3 separate regions of the Homo sapiens genome follow, and all the other regions are linked to region 1. A link is a contact called in ENCODE Hi-C or POLR2A ChIA-PET data. All regions are on one chromosome and are shown on one strand. The core of a region is the stretch at or near the end of the contact, and the rest is flanking DNA. Distances in the headings are between cores, read along the strand shown.

The links. A loop is a pair of places that touch in the nucleus more often than their neighbours do. ChIA-PET counts read pairs that join two places held with the same protein, here RNA polymerase II (POLR2A). Pooled maps may share reads with other maps.
Region 2: a map of B cell shows a loop between it and region 1 (8-fold over the local background). The contact joins the promoter of BRD10 here to the promoter of PLGRKT in region 1. A Hi-C loop is called at or near these places in 9 of 168 maps with a recorded cell type or tissue (B cell, CD4-positive, alpha-beta T cell, CD4-positive, alpha-beta memory T cell and 4 more), 6 of 37 single-sample maps with no recorded cell type and 29 of 50 pooled maps. POLR2A ChIA-PET finds 5 or more read pairs at or near these places in 3 of 52 experiments (CD4-positive, alpha-beta T cell, CD4-positive, alpha-beta memory T cell and activated B cell).
Region 3: a loop to region 1 is called in a map of CD8-positive, alpha-beta T cell, with 8 times the contacts of the local background. The contact joins the promoter of UHRF2 here to the promoter of PLGRKT in region 1. A Hi-C loop is called at or near these places in 4 of 168 maps with a recorded cell type or tissue (CD4-positive, alpha-beta memory T cell, CD8-positive, alpha-beta T cell, naive thymus-derived CD4-positive, alpha-beta T cell and 1 more), 3 of 37 single-sample maps with no recorded cell type and 16 of 50 pooled maps. POLR2A ChIA-PET finds 5 or more read pairs at or near these places in 2 of 52 experiments (BJ and CD4-positive, alpha-beta T cell).

Annotation. Positions count from the first base shown.
Region 1 is chr9:5,436,344-5,440,022 of GRCh38, forward strand. It overlaps PLGRKT (plasminogen receptor with a C-terminal lysine), which reads right to left and starts at 1,582. Exons shown (of 6, transcript NM_018465.4): 1 at 1,446-1,582; 2 at 226-351. RefSeq lists enhancers at 884-2,083, 1,139-1,228, 2,789-2,948.
Region 2 is chr9:6,006,064-6,010,184 of GRCh38, forward strand. It overlaps BRD10 (bromodomain containing 10), which reads right to left and starts at 2,419. Exons shown (of 8, transcript NM_001017969.3): 1 at 1,132-2,419. The coding sequence starts at 1,724. MIR4665 (microRNA 4665) reads left to right here and starts at 1,763; the gene lies at 1,763-1,841. RefSeq lists silencers at 887-946, 1,337-1,496, 1,687-1,916, 1,967-2,486 and enhancers at 1,087-1,316, 1,448-1,949, 1,950-2,449.
Region 3 is chr9:6,411,156-6,415,328 of GRCh38, forward strand. UHRF2 (ubiquitin like with PHD and ring finger domains 2) reads left to right here and starts at 2,044. Exons shown (of 16, transcript NM_152896.3): 1 at 2,044-2,488. The coding sequence starts at 2,336. RefSeq lists silencers at 1,762-1,901, 2,182-2,361, 2,432-2,861.

The DNA of each region.
Region 1 (3,679 bases), core at 332-2,831:
TGAACATAGGAGTGGATGACTAAATTTTTACACCTGCTGCAAACATTTATAAAGAAAACAACTGTACTCTAGTACTATTCCTCCACATACCCTGTATATCACAGAGCTGTGTGCTTTCAAGTGCTCCTGTTTGTAAGGGGTTAGGATCTCCCCTGAAAAGAGAGAGTCCTCATGTCAATCATCTGGGAAAGAAACACTGTCTGGGAAGTTAGTATTTAGATTTACCTCTTTCTGGGCCTTGCTCTCCTGGGTCTGGACTTGTAGTCTGAATGTGTTAGAGGACGCTCCCAGGTGGAAGGGTTAAAGGTGGAAGCCAAGCAGGAAGAAGAGCTTCCTTATGGGAAACCACACCTGAGAATAAATAAATGCATCACACCTTGTAAATTTCACCCTGGAGTTCAGTATTTTCAACATTCTTTCCTTTCCCAACTTCCCCATTCCTGGCAAAGTCATTTCCCAAAGTCTGGGAATATTCCGTAGGGTGTCCAGAACACTTTCAGCTATCTCCTCTTGCTCACAAAATATGTATCAGAAAATAAGCAAAATTGACCTTGCAATAGGGATAACTTTGATTTCACTCACTTGTATAAGTTAAGTCTTTTAAAAATTCTAACACTTTTCACCAGGGGTAAAAAAAAATGTCTTGCTACTTATACAATTTTAAACATCACTGTGTCTCAGAGTGATGTTTTGCAGAGAATGCTGATTTCAATCCCTCTGTCTTCATTTTCCCTTTGATTCCTTCTGAGATCTTGGAAGGGGTCTTTAATGCTTCAGCCCTGCCTCAGGTGAGCTATAGATTACTATGGGAAGGTGTATTTCTGGGGAGGAGAAGTGGTGCCTGCAAGTTCCAGACAACCTTTCTTCCGGTCACCCGTGAGTACCTAGATTTGATTTTACTTGGGGGGACATAAAAAATTAATTGCATGAATTCTGTCATCGGGATTACCACGCTGACTTATTTCCCGATCAGATGACACATTGCCTGAATGTATGACTGATCGTCTCACCACAGTCATTTTCAATATTTGCATCCCATTGAAATTAAGCCACATCCCCTTGCAAATTCCAGCCCAGAGCCCACAGCTTCCGGAGGTTTTCTGTAATTAACACCGCCCTTGCTCCCTGAGGCCAGTTACTGTAATTTAGGTATTCCCCGCAATAGTGTGCTGATTTCTGTTGAGAGCACTGTGCCTGTTTTTCTCAACTCTATTTTAAAGCTACGGAGAGATCCGGAGTCCACGCCAGGCGACAAGAACGCGCTCTAATGGAACGAAGTTGGCAATACCTATCAGCACCAGGGGCAGTGCGAGAGCCAAGAGCCGGCGCTCACGAGGAGCGGGCGCCCAGCGCTGCCTGGCAAGCCCGGAGCCCAGGAGATCGCGCTGACTGACATGGCCGGGCTGACCCTTCTCCCCACCCGCCTGCGGCCGGTGTTCACTCACTGGGCGGCGCTGGTGCCGGGACCAGGCGACCGGTACGCAAACCTCCAGGCCCGGGCTCCTTTCGCCCGCTGCAGGGACCGGGCCTCGCTCCGCCCAGCGTCGGGATTGGCGCCCAGACACAGTAGATGACGCACCTCAGCCAATTCGCGCAGCCCTCAGCTTCTTTAAAGAGCCGGCACTTCCGCCAGAAGCCGGGTGTGTCCTTCCGGGCCAGGCTCAGTGTTACCAGAGGTGGGAGGGGAAGGTCAAAAGAGGCAAATTCAAAGCCGCGGCGACTCAGCTGCCAGATTTTTGAGATGAGGCAGAGGAAGCGGAGTGGAATTCTCAATTAAAGGCCTCTGTCCCCTCATCTGTTAAATTGGCACTATTAAAAAGTCATAAAGATAAGACAGAAACGAGAAAGAAGAGAATTGACTGAAATTACCCATTCTTTTTTGAACAGAGCCGTCTTTCTCCCCTGCTGCTCAGAGAGATGTCGGTCTCGCCTCAACCTCACCAGCAATTTCTATCTTGAATAAGCCACGTCTCTCTCCCAGCCTGAGAGAATGCTTGAATTGTTGGCACTCTGTTCTTTGCTACCAAATGGCTTGGAAAAATAGCATGAACGTCACCAGTCTCTGGCCTTCAGGAAAGTCCCTGCTAACCACCACAGCGGTGGAGAAGGCGTCTAACTTTCTCCAGGCTCAGCGTGTGAGTGCACACCGCCCTGACCTCCTGGGCGCGTCTTGATGCTCTCAACAGCAGCCCTCAGGATTCTGGACTGTGGGTCCCACATTCCAGATACCATTTGTGGAATGGCTGGATGAGAAAATTGCAACAGCACCCTCATTTCCAGTTAAGGGAATGGGCGGGTTACCAGGAGGTTTGACACTCTTGAAGGGAGGTTAACAACTGATGCAAGAAGTAAGGAATCGTGTTTGAGTGCACAGACTCTAGCATAAACACACCTACCTTCAATTTCTAGCTCTGTCACTGTCACTCTGAATTTATCACCTCTGCAACAGGACTAAAGCCATCTAATTTATTGGATTGTGAGGACTAAAAGATAATATATGTGGGCATTTAGCACAGTGTCGGGCACATAGTTCGCCTTCCGTAACCAGTAGTAACCAGTAACAGCGGGGAGCTGTTAGTAACTATAGGGCTGAGGGGTGGGGGAAGGAAGCAGTTACTAAAACCAGGCGAGAGCGAGAGCGGTAGCTGTGGCTGTACGAGAGAGTAACCAACTGGAACCGTGTCGTTCAGTAGAGGAAAGCAAGCAATGCCAACTTTTCACCAAGTAAGGTGAGATTCTATAGTTGTAGCCAGTGCTGAGACGTCAGCCCAAAGCAGGGACAGAGTGGAGAAGACCCACCTCTCTGTTCTCCCAGCTCTGATATCCAGCTGGGGTCTTCCGCTGGCTGGATCCACCAGGAAGCCAGAAGACAGTGGAGCTAGGTCTGTGTAGTCTGTAGAGGTCAGCCTACTAGGCACAATGCCTGGAGGGAGAAATAGAAAATATCCAGCACACCATTTCTTTTTTTTGTTTGTTTTTACACTTTAAGCTCTAGGGTACATGTGCACAACGTGCAGGTTTGTTACCTATGTATACATGTGCCGTGTTGGTGTGTTGCACCCATTAAGTTGTCATTTACATTAGGTGTATCTCCTAATGCTATCCCTCCCCCCTCCCCCCACCCCACAACAGGCCCCGGTGTGTGATGTCCCCCTTCCTGTGTCCAAGTGTTCTCATTGTTCAATTCCCACCTATGAGTGAGAACATGCGGTGTTTGGTTTTTTGTCCTTGCGATAGTTTGCTGAGAATGATGGTTTCCAGCTTCATCCACGTCCCTACAAAGGACATGAACTCATCATTTTTTATGGCTGCATAGTATTCCAGCACACCATTTCTACAACCTTGGGTTTATTGTGTTTGGAAGCCTAGATCCAAAGGAAGGAATGCTGCCACTAGAAGACCCCGTCACTGAATTGAATTGAATTTCAATTCATTGATTCGAAAGCTGAAACTGCCCTCTGGTCACTTTGATTCCTCACAGTGACAGAATGGTATGATTCATCCCAAATACCAAAAGGAAATTGGGTTACATCTATATATTGAGGGCAAGAAGAACTATGCATGACACCTGGAGATTCACTGGGCACTTCTTAATACTGCCGTGTGCCATAATAATGATTATCAGATAACTGAAGTAATGCAGAAATTTCAGATCATGAAGAAATTAAAGTGTTGAAGC
Region 2 (4,121 bases), core at 1,169-3,668, 570 kb after region 1:
CTAGGAGCTATTCTGTAAGAGCACAAGTATAATGCCGTTTCAGATATGAAGTATACACTCATATTATTCAACGACTGCTACTACTTACATTAAAATGGCTAACACTTATACTTGGCTAACTATGGGAGCAGCACTGTTGATTTCACATTTATTAACTCATTAAATCCTCAAAGCAACTCTATGAGAGAAGTACTATTATTATCCCCGCTTGATAGATGAGGAAACTGAGGCCAAAAAGGTTAAGTGACTTGCTCAACTTAAATTCACTCTAATAGTAAACAGTCAAACTACTATTCCACTTCAACTACCAATACCAAAAACATTGAATTTTTCCACTCCCGAAAAATTTAAACTTTAGAAATTAACTTGGCTGACACAGACTATACAATTATTATAAAACAATACATTCATTTTAGTATCCTCCTCTTGTGTTAAATAATTGGATATATGGGTGGCGGATACCAAGAGCACAGTATCATCTGACTTGCCTATGATTTCTGGTAGAATAAACATAAATGTATAAACTTTAAAAAATGTGTGTTGATGCATTCCCTATTATTGCAAAAATTGGGTGTCCTCAGATGAAACGGAGAGAAAAGATCAGTAGTATGCAAAAGTAACCATTAACCATTTAGTAACACTCCATAAATCTTCGATGACCGACATGGGTAGTAAATGATAAAATTATTTTTTAATGGTTTAAGACACCTTTTTACATAAGCCAAAATTATTTTTCTAGAGATATTTCATCCTAAACGCTGTTTTAAATGTCATGCTAAAACTGTCTAAAAGTTGCAGGTCCAACTTCCATCCCACAAAAACTGTTCCTCTGCCTACACGTGCAATTCTTCCTACGGGACCCATTCCATTTTACATCTGCAAACTATACCCAGCTCTTCAGCGCTGCAGACTCGGGTTTCCTTCTCAGTCTACGCGCAAGCCGGGTTCGGCCCACACCCACCACACCCCTCCGGTCCCCGCCCAGCGCCGCTCCTCCTCCCGGGCTTCTCCAGCACCGACTCAGCACCTATCAGCGCCGCCCCCAGGCCCCTGGCCCAGCCCATCCTCGGGCACGTGTGAGTGTGTGTTTGTGTCAGTCTGTCAGTCCCACCGGGGACCGGGCTCGCTTACCGAGAGAGAAGCGCTAACTTCTGCTCCAGCATCATCTCCAGCTTCTGGCCCTGTTTGGAGATCCAGTGGTCCACTCCGTGCAGGCGGTAGCACGTCTCCAGCATCAACCTGAAGTCCGCCACGAACTCGGTGATGCCCCCGTACTGGCCGCTGGCGAACTTCTCTTCCATCTGCAGCAGACACATGCCCTGTCCGGGCTGCTGCGGGAAGGCGCGACCGCCCCGGCCCCCGCTGCGCGGCCCTTCCGCCACCTCCTCCTCCGCGGTGGCAACGCCCCCCAAGGGCTGCAGAAAGGGGGCGGTGAGGCCCCGGTGCTTCTCCTGCAGGAACTCGCCCAGGATGCGGTAGCCCTGCTGTAGCTCGTAGGTCAGCTCCTGCTCCTTGCAGCAACCGCCTCCGATCACCATCGCCTCCATCTCTTCCTCCTGATCGTCCGCGTCCTCCAGCGAGGAGGCACTCCTTCCGTGGGCCGGCCCTGAGGTCTGGGCCGCCGCTGCCACCTCCTCCTCGTCGTCCTCTCCTTCGGCCGCCGGTGGCGGCCGCTCTTCCTCCCCAGCCGGCTCCATCGCTCCCGGCGTCCCGGGCACACTCATGCCCCGGCAGGCCTAGGCTGGGCGGTGTGGAACAGCCGCTCGAGGTGCTGGGGGACGCGTGAGCGCGAGCCGCTTCCTCACGGCTCGGCCGCGGCGCGTAGCCCCCGCCACATCGGGCCTGGCTCTCCTCAGCCGCCGGCTCGGCTCGGTGCGCGCGGGGGTCTTGAGCTCACCGCCGGCGGGGCGGGGTTACATGGCGCGCGAGGAGGGGGGAGAGAAGAGGAGAGCCTAGGTGCCCTCCTCTCCCCTCCCCCCCGGCGGCGGCGCGCGCACGGCCCTCGCCGGCCTCACCCCTCCGCACCCCGCCCGCCTGCTCTTCACCGGCCAGGCCCTGCCGGGTCGCCGCGGCCTCGGCGCCCCACCCCCTCCCGGGCCAGCGGGGGGCTGGGAGGGGGCGAGGAGGAAGGGGGTTCTCCTCTCCCCTCCCCGGAGGGGGCCGCAGCGGCGGCTCCGGCTCCTCCTCTCCCTCACACCCCCTCCCGCCCCCCTCTACCTGCGGGGGACACGGGCAGAAGGAGGCGGTGCACGGACGGGGCCCGGCGACAACTGTCAGTTAGAAGCCCCGCTGGGCGGTGAGGGGGGAGAAAGGGGAGGGGCAGGGAGAGAAGGGGGAGGGCACTCAGCCCCCCGGCTGGGAAGAGCTGTGGAGAGAAGCAAAGAAAGAGGCCCTGTCGCCATCCCCGGTGCGCATGCGTAGTAGAACAATTCCCCCCTCCCCCCCCGCCACCATCGTGCCCCGCCCCGCTACGCAAAAGGAAGAGCTTCGGCTCAGCTACAGGCCCAGAAGCCTGCTAGGGTTGCGCGGACCAATGATGTAATCAATCGTAGGCCAATCGAACATGTTGATGGAGGGGGAAGCAAGGCGCCTGCGCAGCTTAATTCGCTACCGCCTGGGAAGGTGGCCAAAAGGCTTTTTTTAAAGCAAGTGCTTCAAGAGGAAACTTCTTTTGCAAGACCCGTGTTAGCCCCCCAAACTAAAATTAAAGTTGCTAGATAACCTTTGTTAATGGCAAATGAATAGTGAGAAAGCGCAAAATGTAAATCTTCTCTACTATAAAATTTACATTCTGTTCCCACCCTTTCTCCCTTGTGACTGCGGGTCTTCTATATATAACCAGAATTTTGAGAAGTTTAGAAAGAAAGTTTAAGGACTCGACCATACGTTCACATGCAGAAGAAAAGGAAGTGATTTTTAGAACCCCAGCTCTTAACATCAATTCATATTTTGGAACTAATTCCATGTTTTCAGTTACAAATTTCCACCCTCCCGATTCTTGAGATCTGTTAAGAATAAAGAGAATGGAACCTCATTTAAACAAATTCTTGGGACTGAAAACAGTCAAAATAGTTCATGTCTGAGTTGTACAGCATTAAACAGTTGTTTGCATGGGCTGATAATCTCACTACATTTTACAATTACTGTTTAATGACTAAAAAGTGGACTCATCATTCACATTGGTTTACATGTTACTTAAAATTAGTTGGGAGGTAGGAATTCATGGTTCCATAAAGCAAATACTACTATTTCCTCATGTTCTATTTGAAAGACGCACATATTATTTTTTCTAGGTACACAGAACCCTCGTTAAAACCTAGAATTACCTAAACACAAAAACAAAATTACAGAAATCATGCATTTTAAAAGTAAAATGTGTATAACTAAATGATTAGGATACTCTGACTCTTGCAATTGTTTACTTCTCATTAATGTGAACTTTAAAGCAGTGATAAAATTTTTTTTTAACCTCAAAGCTGTTTTTGTCCAGTAAGTTAAGTATCACTCTTAAGTAAAATAGTGAAGCGGGAACGCTCTGTTAGGGTATTCACACTGTCCTCCACACATACCTTTTATCTAGTATTCGAGGTCTCCTCTCATCAGACATTTGTAATATATAACGCATTTACAGGGTTCTCTCCCCTCAGAGAAGAGTCTGTGGACTCTGAAGAGTCCACAGAACCTCAGCTCACAGAAAGAAAAATGCAGGGATCAGTCTTACTTCAGCACCTGGCAACCAAAACGTGTGTCTGACTAGACATTCCTCCTTTCTTTCGACAAAGCCCAGGAATCTGAAGCCCAACGTACCCAAGCAAACATCCTCTACTCCTCTTTAGTCATCAGCTCTATTTCATGACTCTTGGACAATATTAGCTTACATTATTGAACCCTGTGCCACTAAGCACTTTATATTCATTGTCTCCTTTAATCTCACAACAAGCCTATCAGCTAGGTATTAACCTTATTTTTCAGATGAGGAAACTGCCTCTTAGTTTAAGAAAGTTGTTAAACAAAGTTAAAATCTAGGTCTGTCATACTTCAAAAACTCCAGGTGCCTAATTCCAAGTCATCTGGCAGAATTTCTAATTCCTCATACATAAAAGTGTAGGGAATTGCTAGAA
Region 3 (4,173 bases), core at 794-3,293, 980 kb after region 1:
GCCACCGAAAGAAATGGCAAAACCCCAATGACTTTTGCACCAACCTAAATATCATCTCATTTACATATGTAATAAATACTCAATATTTGCTTTAATTAAAATAGGGGTAGACAAGTGAATTATATTTAGAGGTTCTAGGTGACTGAAATTTTCACAGGGGCAGAAACCCAAAATATGTATGTGCAGTTAATTTTTTCTGTCTCTTCTGTGTTGGGCCATCTTTTTTTTCTCTTTTTTTTTGAGATGGAGTCTCACTCTATCGCCCAGGCTGTAGTGCAGTGGCGTGATCTCAGCTCACTGCAGCCTCCGCCTCCCGGGTTCAAGCAATTCTCCTGCCTCAGCCTCCCGAGTAGCTGGGACTACAGGCAACTGCCACCATGCTCAGCTAGTTTTTTAATATTTTTAGTAGAGATGGGGTTTCACCATGTTGGCCAGGCTGGTCTGGAACTCCTGACCTCAAGTGATCCGCCCACCTCGGCCTCCCAAAGCGCTGAGATTACAGGCCTGAGCCACTGCGCCCGGCCTTTCTCTTCTTTTTCATGATATACTACTGGATTTGTCTGTGCTTGTAATTATTTTAGCTGTTTATTAGTTTATTACAAAAAAATGGTACTGTACCTTTATGGGAATAATTAGCACCTATGTGAATATTTAAGTTACCGATTTTGGCAAATGTGAAGTCCAAGTTGTCTTGTTTTGTTTACGTTTATATCCTCTCTCCCTTCTTGAGAAGACATATTTTCATTTAAAATAAACCCACTTGGCCGGGCGCGGTGGCTCACGCCTGTAATCCCAGCACTTTGGAAGGCCGAGGCGGGTGGATCACGAGGTCAGGAGATCGAGACTATTAGCCGGGCGCGGTGGCGGGCGCCTGTAGTCCCAGCTACCCCAGGGAGGCTGAGGCAGGAGAATGGCGTGAACCCGGGAGGCGGAGCTTGCAGTGAGCCGAGATCGCGCCACTGCACTCCAGCCTGGGCGACAGAGAGAGATTCCGTCTCTAAATACATACATACATACATACATACATACATAATAAATAAAATAAAATAAACCCACTCACCCCCACCCCGACTCCCCAGCTGTAGCAGGGAAGGATTAAGAAGGCGGGGTGGGGGGTGGGGGAAGCCCTGTTAGGTAGTGCTGCGTTGGGCCCACTTCTGAGGGTTTAATCCTAGTAGGGTCTTTGGAGTTCTTTCTTCGGAGGCGCGTAGCTCTGCATTATTTAAAACTGTTTCCCGCAAACCCGCAATCCCTTAGGCCAAAGGCACCCCTAACGCGGAAAGTCTACGAACGGAAATGTCCGGAGTTAGAGAGCGGCCTTTCGGGCAGCTGCCCCGACTTCTCCAAGGCCGGAGGGCCGGCTGGGAGCGCTGCAAGCCAGAGAGGGCGATCCCAGCGGGACCCGCGGCCTGAGGATAGGCCTGGAGCTGCCGCCTCCGCCAGGCGACGGGAAACCCTCGGAAGTGGGTTTCCGCGCGAAAGTAGCATTGCGGCCAGGCGGGAAACGTGTTCGCGAAGCAGGAGGGCCCCCGGGGCCTTTCCCGGGCGACCCGACCCGCCAGGCCGCGTGGCGGGAGCTTTCCTGTTGAGCGCGGTGGAGCGCACACATTTCCTTCAGTTCTTTCTCGGAAGTTTAGGCCGCACCCACCCGCGCCCCCTTTCCAGGATTATACAAGTGCACGCCAGGGTTTCTTATTTTTGGTGTGTTTTTGAGACCAAAGAACCATATCCGCTAAGCCTGAGGAGGCACCCGCCCCCTCAGCTCTGAAACGAGGCCTCAAAACGGCAACCGATGTGGTAGCCGCGCAATCTTCCGAAACCCAAAGGCTAGAGGGCGTGCCCAGTGGCCAGGTGCAGGCGGTGGGGCAAGTAACGGCTTTTGGTAGCCCCGCCCCTCCGACCCGCCCTCTCCGCGCCTGCCCATTTTCGTTCCCTCGGGTCTGTAACCCTCTCCCGGGCCGCTTCCTCTTTAAGGCGGAGCCCGGCGTGGATCTCGCGAGATCCGGCTTGGCGCCGTGACCTCCATGTGGGAGCTCCAGCTCTATAAGTAAACACTCTGCGCGGCGCAGACATGGCCTCTTCCTATCTTTGAGGCGGTGTCTGCGGCAGCGCCTCAGAGTGGTTCCGGTCGTCTCTCCTCAAGTCGGCTAGTCGGGCGCGCGCGCTGAGAGTCGTCGCCGCCTGTCGGGCCCGGCGTCCGGTCGGTCCGGTGGGCGCGCTCGCCCGCCTGCCGCTGAGGGCCCGAGCCGCAGGGAAAGCGGCGCGGGCCGGGCGGGGCGCGGCGCCCAGAGCTCAGGGGGAGACAAAGGGGACCGGTTCCTCTCTAGGCGCCAAGATGTGGATACAGGTTCGCACCATTGATGGCTCCAAGACGTGCACCATTGAGGACGTGTCTCGCAAAGCCACGATTGAGGAGCTGCGCGAGCGGGTGTGGGCGCTGTTCGACGTGCGGCCCGAATGCCAGCGCCTCTTCTACCGGGGCAAGCAGGTGAGGCGCGCCCGCCGCGCCCCTAGCGAGGCTGGGGGCCGGAACAGCTGGGCTCCTCTGGACGCACCGGTCCGAGGGCTCTGTGCGCCGCGCGCGCAGGGCTCACCTGGCTCCGCTGCGGGTGGGCAGCCCCCGCGAGGCGCGGGGTGCGGGGCCCAGTCCCGCCGAATGGTGGGGAGTGGGTCCCTGCCAGCCCCAACTGGAGGTGCGCCGCGCGGGGTCAGAAGTGAGGGCGTCCGGAGCGCAAATATCTCGCCGTTTGTATTTGGTAGGACAGCGGCCGTAGGCACTGGGTGCCCAGGTCCCTCGCTTCCCGCGCTCGGCGGGGCCTGGGGCCCCCAGAGGGCGGGGAGGGCAGAGGGCTCTGGCGGCCATGCCACCGCGCGGGAGACCCGGAGAGCTGGCTAACCCGGCTGAGCGTTCGCCTGGCTTCCGCGGCTCTTCCGCGTCTTCGGCTCTCAAACAGGGGAAACTCGGGCATTGAGCTCTCAAGAATAAGAACCCTAACTCTGCTTCCTGACTGTGGTAGGATTCGCGCAAACTGAAGATTCGAAGGGTTTCCAGAACTTCTGGTCCCTCTCCCTCGCCGCCTTTCCTAGGTTTGGAATGTCTCGAGGGAGGTTAGAGACCTGGGCATGAAGAAACTGTCGGTTTAACCGGGGGCCGGGTTTACGAATGCCCTATATAAGCCAAGAGTTTTATTCCCGAAGTGAAAAGGAGTGTAAGACTGTTTGCTTTTCTTACTTCTCGCCTTCTAATACTCATGTCGTTCACGCTTTAAGCATAGCACTGCAGCATAGCCAGCGGTGCATACTTGAAGGCTGTCTGTGGGCATCTCTGGTATTTTTATGGTCTGGCCAGTCTAAGTTTTTTTCCTATTCCACAAGTCTCTTACAATCTATATCCCTAGCCACTCAGACCCATCGTATTTTTCTTTGTCTTCATGTTGTTGTTAATACACTAAAAAGTTGGCATCCTGAGTTGATAGACCACAGTTTGGCTCCAATCCTGTGGTTTTAAATAAGTGTAGCTCTTTGATTTGGTAGAAGTAGCCTACAGTTGCAAACTACTTAAAAGGAATATTTTCCTCCCCTTCACAGGCTTAGTCTTCGAAGACTGTCCAGAAATTTCATAGTAACAAATTACACTTTGGGAAGGAGAGAGCTTTTTTTTCCCCTTTCCTTCTCTCTTTAAAATAATGTTATAGCACCTTTGATTTGTGTTTGCAGCCAGTTTTGTACTGACTTCTTAGTGTTTGACTTGTAAAAACAGGTATTTAGTTGTAAGCTTTGCTTTTGAAATAATTGTACACTTGTTAAATACTACATAGATTTGCTTTGCTGTGCCTCAAGTGGCTGATACCGTTTCCTTTTGATCACAAGTGAAAAAGCATGTAATCGTTTGATGCATTTTATTTTCTAGCTGGGGACAAATAGTACATGAATTCCTAGGACACTGGTGATTTCAGCACCAGAGATAGAAATGAAGGATGTTCTTGGGCAACACTCCTAAAATCTTTATTATCAAATATGCTAAAATAATTATCACATATGGGATTGGGTTAAATTCAAGGCAACAAAGTAGACTTTCAGTAAACTAGGAAGCTCATTCCAGATTCCAGGGAAAACTGAGGATAACCGTTGTACTTCCTCTTCCAGGGTCCTAGTGGGTAATTCACTACTTGG